Regions from separate parts of the Homo sapiens genome. Here region 2 is linked to region 1. Evidence: chromatin loops called from intact Hi-C (ENCODE). Cell type or tissue: chondrocyte. All regions are shown on one strand. Each heading gives the region's core, and the rest is flanking DNA. Links, peaks and the distances in the headings are about the cores only. Region 1 holds the start of ZNF618 (zinc finger protein 618). Region 2 overlaps ZNF618 (zinc finger protein 618).

Region 1 (2,908 bases), core at 121-2,620:
CAAACCCCCCAAAATGATCAAGGCTAATGGATTTTTCCCCCTTTGAAAGTAATCAGGTTTTTGAAAAATAACAAATATTGATAAACTACCAACCCCACATCACAATCAAAGAGGCCTGAAACCAATCTAAATTTTTTTTAAGTAATAAATTTTTCAAATTGGAAGGGTGAACAAGACAGAAAAGGGAAAATTTTCTTCCTTACCAAGGATTCCTCAATCCTTGTCTTCATCAATTGATTCAGTTGCATGTCATAAAAAATGAGCTTCTGTGAATCCACTGTTAGTTTTTTCATAATAATGTTAATTATGCATATCTTATTTTAATGGCGGTCTCTCCTACAAATCTGTGGGCTACTCAATTTGTATAATGTATGAATTTACATTTTTTCCACTTAATATTGCTCAAAAAAGGTTCCTGACATTTTCTGGATAAAACAACAACAAAAAAGAAATGCCTAGACCTTTCAGGAAACAAAATCAGAAAACAGTCTTAATTATTCCATCAAAACAAAAAAAACACACACACACACAAAACCCAACAAATACAGAAAAAAAGAAAGAAAGGATTTCACTGTAACTTTTCTAGTTTCTGTTTTCTTTAGAATCTTAGGATTTAAATGCAGTAAAATGTAAATGCAAAATTAAAAAAAAAAAACTACAATTTTTGGGTGTGTCCAAAGCCAACATTTTAGGTTCTATTTTCTCTTTTAAATCCTTCGTTCGTGGAAATAGAAAAACTTTAAATATTGCCATATAGAGAAATTAGTCTTTTTTTGCCCGCTGAGCTAAACAAGTTCCAAATTACAATGAAGTACAATTTCTAATTGCTTCATAAAGCCAATTCTCTCAGTTTTCCCTAAACTCAACAATTTCCCTCCTTTCTTTATTCCAATTAGTTTTTTTCTCAAACTAAAATGAGTTGGGTACCCAAACTGACTTTGCTTTTAGGAGGTTTTTTGCTTTCTCCCCTCCAAGAACTAAATTCATTCAAATTCCAGCTTAATTTTCATTTACATATTATCTGGATTTGGCTTCAGAAATAAAAATTGTCTCCATGCTTCTGGAAAGATCAAAGTGAAAATTTTCACCCGAAAAAAGAAAAAAAAAGAATCTCTTACCCCTCCACTGCCTGGTAGTGCAAACTTTTGAAAAAATAAGAAATAAAAAATATTTCTTTTCAATTTTAATTTCTTTTTTATTTACAAAATAGTATCCTCTAGGTGGCGTCGTTTTAATGGGAAAAAACTACCGTTTGAAGAAAAATTAGAAAAAAAAAATTGAGAAAGGAAAATATGGCCTAAAAAAAAAGATTGTTGCAAAAATGGGGGACCTGGGGGGAAAGACCTCCCGGGGGGTCATCGGGGACCCCGAGCGCAGAGAGGGTCAGGGGAAAATTGCAAATTTGGGGGGGAGGGGGCAGAGCTGGAAGGGGTTGCATTTTTGCAAAATGTGAATTGTCCAAACTGAAATGGCTGCTCTGTTCTCTCGCCGCTTTGTTTTCTGGGCTCCGGTCCGAGCCCGGGGCCGGAGGGGGCGCTGGGTGGGGGCCCCAAAAGACCCCCTCGTCACCCCCACCCTCCTCGCACCCCGCAGCGCCCGGGGGGGTGCTCTCCGGACCCCGACCCTCCCGATTGCGCCCACAAAAAGCCCGCAAACGTGCCCAGGCACTTTGCATTTTGCAAATCTTGCAATGAAGTGGCGCAGCGCCCCGGGCCCCGGCCCCCCGGGGTCCCCCGCGCGGTGCATGCCCCCGGCCCCCCGTCGTACCTGCGGAGCCGCCGCGCCGCCCGGCTGGTTCATGGGTCCGTGCGGGAGGAGGCGGCCCCGGCGCGTCCTGCTCCTCCCGGGCCGGGCTGCTGGTGCGCGCACAATGCCGCCGCCGCCGCCGCCGCCGCCGCCGCCGCTCCCTCCTCCGCCCGCCCCGCTCAGGCCGGGGGGGCGGGGGCGCTGGGGGCGCGCGGGGGGGGCGCCGGCCCTCGCCCCCACCCCCGGCCCGCACCGGCCGCGCCGCGGCAGCCGCTGCCGCCGAGCCGCCCCTCGCGGGGCCGCCGCCGCCCCCCGCCGCCCTGCCCGCCCCCGGGCCGGCCTCGCCGTGCGGCCCGCGAGCTCGGGGCCTCGGCCTCGGCCTCCGCGCTGCCGGCCTCCGCGTGGCACACAAAGCCGGCCGGTCCAGGGGCGCGCCCGCCCTCCCGTCCGCCAGCCCCAGTGCCGCGGCACACCCGCCCCCCCAAACTTTCCCGCGCCGCGCCCTGCCCTCCCCGCGCCCCCCGCGCCCGCTCCCCGGCTCCCTTCTGCCCTCCCCCAGTCCCCCAGCCCCTCGGAAATGTCATTTTCACGCTGGAAAAAAAGTTCAGGGAGCCGGCTCTCGGCGGAACGCAAGAGGTTAATGGGAACTCTGTACCCCGCTGTACCCCCCCGCCAAAAAAAAACCAGATTGATTTTTGAAATAAAAGTTTTCAAGAGCTGGCTTGCTGGAAGACTGGAAGGCTTATTGGGAATATTCTATTGCCCTGCCACTCCTCCCAAAAAAACTAATGTAATAAAATAAAAGTTTGAAGGACTGGCCCCATGTCCGACAAGAGTGGTTAAGGGGACTCTAGCCCCCCAGCCAGACTGATTTTTAAAATAAATACTTGAGGAGCCGCTTTTATGTGAAATGCCAGTGAAGCGGCTGTTTCTGCCTATCCTTGCCAAATTAAAATATATATATGTATTTCTAAATAAAAGTTTGAAAAACTGGTCCTACAGTAAGACAAGAGGGGTTAAAGGTTAAGGGATATTAGCGCCCCCCACCCCCATATCCCCCAGTTAGGTTGATTTAGAGAAGGAAAATTTGAGAAACTTGCATGTGAAATAAAACGTGAACCAGGATATTTCTTTCCAACACCCCAAAATAGCCAGTTTTTTT
Region 2 (2,908 bases), core at 88-2,587, 120 kb before region 1:
CACGTTACAAACAAAAGACGATCCTTTCACCCACCCCTAATCCTACCACGGTGCCTGCCCCAAGAGATGAAAACCCTGGGGCTCCAAGCAAAGAGGTGACCCTACAATACTGGTGTCGGGCTCAGAAAGTGAGTGGATCTAATGACCAGGAACAACTCCTTTTTTGAATCGGGTGACTTCCAACTCTCTGCTCTCAACAAAATTAGAGGAGGATATAATGGAGTTGTCAGCGAAGAGACCATTAAAAATATCATCTGATGATAGACCCCTGTGTGATTTCTGGCATACAACTTGGAAGGAATTCAAAGAATTGAGTGACACTGCTAAAACAAAACTCTATCCACTGCCAGCTACTTACATATGTGACTGAGCTTTCTAAGCACTTAGACCTACAAAAACCAAAAGATAGGAATTAAATTAATGTCGAATCTTGTCTCCTTCTAGCAATAAGAAATATTAATTCAGAGATACATGAGCCAATTGAGAAAGAAATGAAGCCCTATCCATTTCATTAAGAGATGCATTTTCAATAATTTTTTACTTTTACATTTACTATTTACCTAAATTTGTTTTTGATGAATTGTATGCTAATAACAACTCAATCTGGAAAAAAAAAATGTTGGAGAATGTAGAGCTTTATGATCCCAGGAAATTTTTTTTTTTTTTAGAAATTTCAATTTCAATTTATGTACATCTTGTTATGGTGATGAGTGTGAAACAGTGATCAATAAAAGACTTTCAAGCATAAAAAATATATTTTACATTAGGATAAAACCCTGTGGGGGCAGTGGACTGGAAATATGAGCTCAAGGAGAAAAAGGAAAGATGTAAAATTTCTGACTGTTAAAGATAGGCTTGTTCATATGTTTTTGAAGTGATGATGGTGGATATCAAATAGTGGTAGTGTTTGGATTCCCTTGGATACATTTTGAAAATTGGTTCACAGTTTTATTTCCAAAATGCCACCTTTTTTTTTTTTTTACACAATATCCTGGAAATTATATCCTTTGCAATGATTTAAACTTTGGATAAAAATGTTAGATGGCAACTCAAACATGTGAAAAAGAATATACAGTTTTCAAAATTCTTTTAGGAGGTATTGAGCAAAAACAAATGTTTGAAAACCTTGGCCTTTTAGGTTCCTGTCACTCTAGAGGTAACCCCAGAGGCATCAATGTCCTGAGGTTCCAGCTAATAGCAGTGGTACTGGTTTTACGTTTTTTGTCCCGTTAAAAACACTTCCATACCTATTACGTCACTCTGCCCCCAACAATTCTACTGGAAAGAGGGGCAGACTTTTATTCTACCTACTGACCATTCAAGACACGGTGGCTTAGAGAAGTTAAGGGGCTTATTCAAGTCCCCACAGTAGGGTAAACCCTGGGCTCTTGACTTACAGCCCAAGGGCCCTTTCTAACAGGGACCCTCTAACCCTTCAGACCCCAAGAGGAAGCGTCAGTAGCAGAGACAGGACGCGCCTGGGAGGGTGGCCAGAACTCCTCCTTTCCGAGTGGCTGCAGCAAAGAGCTGAGTGTTGGTTCTGGCAGGCTCTTGTGTGAGGCCCTGCCAACAACCTATTGAAACAGGAAACGAACTATCAGCTGGCACGATGAAGCAGGACCTGGCACCTACGCTGCCTGGGTCTGTCACAGGCTGAAACCCACGTGGCTGTGTCTGAATGACTGTCAAGCTCTTCTGCTGCTCCTTCCAGCGCCATAGCCTGGCTGCTGCCTCCTGGTTGGAGCTCCTTCCTCCTCTTTTCCTGGCTCTCTGGGCTGCCCTATGTGTGTGAGAACACCTCTGTACCTCGGTCCTGAAAGCTTGCTGCCTAGAAACATCCTTGCAGAATCCAGTCTCCCATCTATCTCATCCTTGACTCCCGCTCCTGCACTTTGTCCAGTGACCCTCCCTGATCACCTATGTCAGGACGGGGAACTCACTCCCTCACAGGCTTATGTCCAGTTACCAAACAGTTCCCATGATCACACGAAGTCCTTCCTTTTACTGAGTTGAAATCCCCTCCTGGAGACTTCTCCGTATTGGCTAGGACACCCTGGAATGTGTCTGCTCCATGCGCACCTTGCAAAATGCTGTAAGTTGTGAATATTTAGATTCCATTATCCCCCTCTTCAGGTCTCCACTATCGGGGAATAACCCAGTTGGTCCCTGTCCCTCATCTGAAGAGGGGTCAAGTCTGGGTCACTCATTCCCTCCACGGTCTCCTGCACTGCTACTGAGGAAACTCAGTTAAGTCTCGGGTCTCTGGGCCCCTACTGCTCTCCCTGGACTCCCTCATTAGTAAACACCTCAGGATTAAGGACCAGTGGTTTCACAGCATAGGAAAGAGTACCCACTGCTTAACAGTACACCTGGACCACCATAATGGGATGCGGGCATCCTTATCTCTCAGAGCCAGGAAATAGTCTAAGGGCTGGATGCTCTCACTGTTGTAAACCCAACTTGCCTTATCTTCATCAAGAAGAATGGCAAGTAGGTTTCCACTTCTAATTTTTCAATTCTAGCTGACTGGCAGAGACCTCTTGGCATACTGTGTTGAGAAGGATTCTGAGGTGCATCATTGGACAATGTACAGTAATCAATTCGCAGTGTCTGCCATGAACATGGGACTGCCATGAACCCGGAGCGAGGCTGGGTGAGCGAAGTCCTCAGGAGGCCCTTGGCACGGCAGGAGCAATGGTAGTGCCTTGTGTTTGCTCCTCCTCCTAGAGGAGCCCCTGAAACCTCAAGTGTGGTCTGCCCTTCCTTCTTGGGGCTGCTGTACAGAGCTGTTCCTGCAGCCTGTCAGATGGGTGCAGGCGTCTGTTAACTTCCTTTCTTTCATTTCTGCTTTTATCCAGCAAAGTTATTAAGTTTAGTATCTATCATCTCTGCTCTTCTTACTATAAAA

What was found. Peaks named below come from ENCODE experiments on the same cell type or tissue, not always from the same donor. Only the 100,000 strongest peaks of a DNase experiment are listed, where the experiment ranks them.
Region 2: it touches region 1 in a loop (2.5-fold over the local background); 27 of 110 quality-filtered maps call a loop at or near these places.

What each region holds. Positions count from the first base shown.
Region 1 is chr9:113,875,273-113,878,180 of GRCh38, reverse strand. It overlaps ZNF618 (zinc finger protein 618), which reads right to left and starts at 1,872. Exons shown (of 15, transcript NM_001318042.2): 1 at 1,768-1,872. The coding sequence starts at 1,800. In chondrocyte, for the core only: a CTCF peak has its summit at 1,206 (motif pointing right); no DNase peak of the experiment used is centred there.
Region 2 is chr9:113,993,002-113,995,909 of GRCh38, reverse strand. The region is part of intron 3 of ZNF618 (zinc finger protein 618); the gene reads right to left. Among named protein-coding and RNA genes, the nearest start is that of AMBP, 84 kb to the left of the region's middle. In chondrocyte, for the core only: a CTCF peak has its summit at 1,523; no DNase peak of the experiment used is centred there.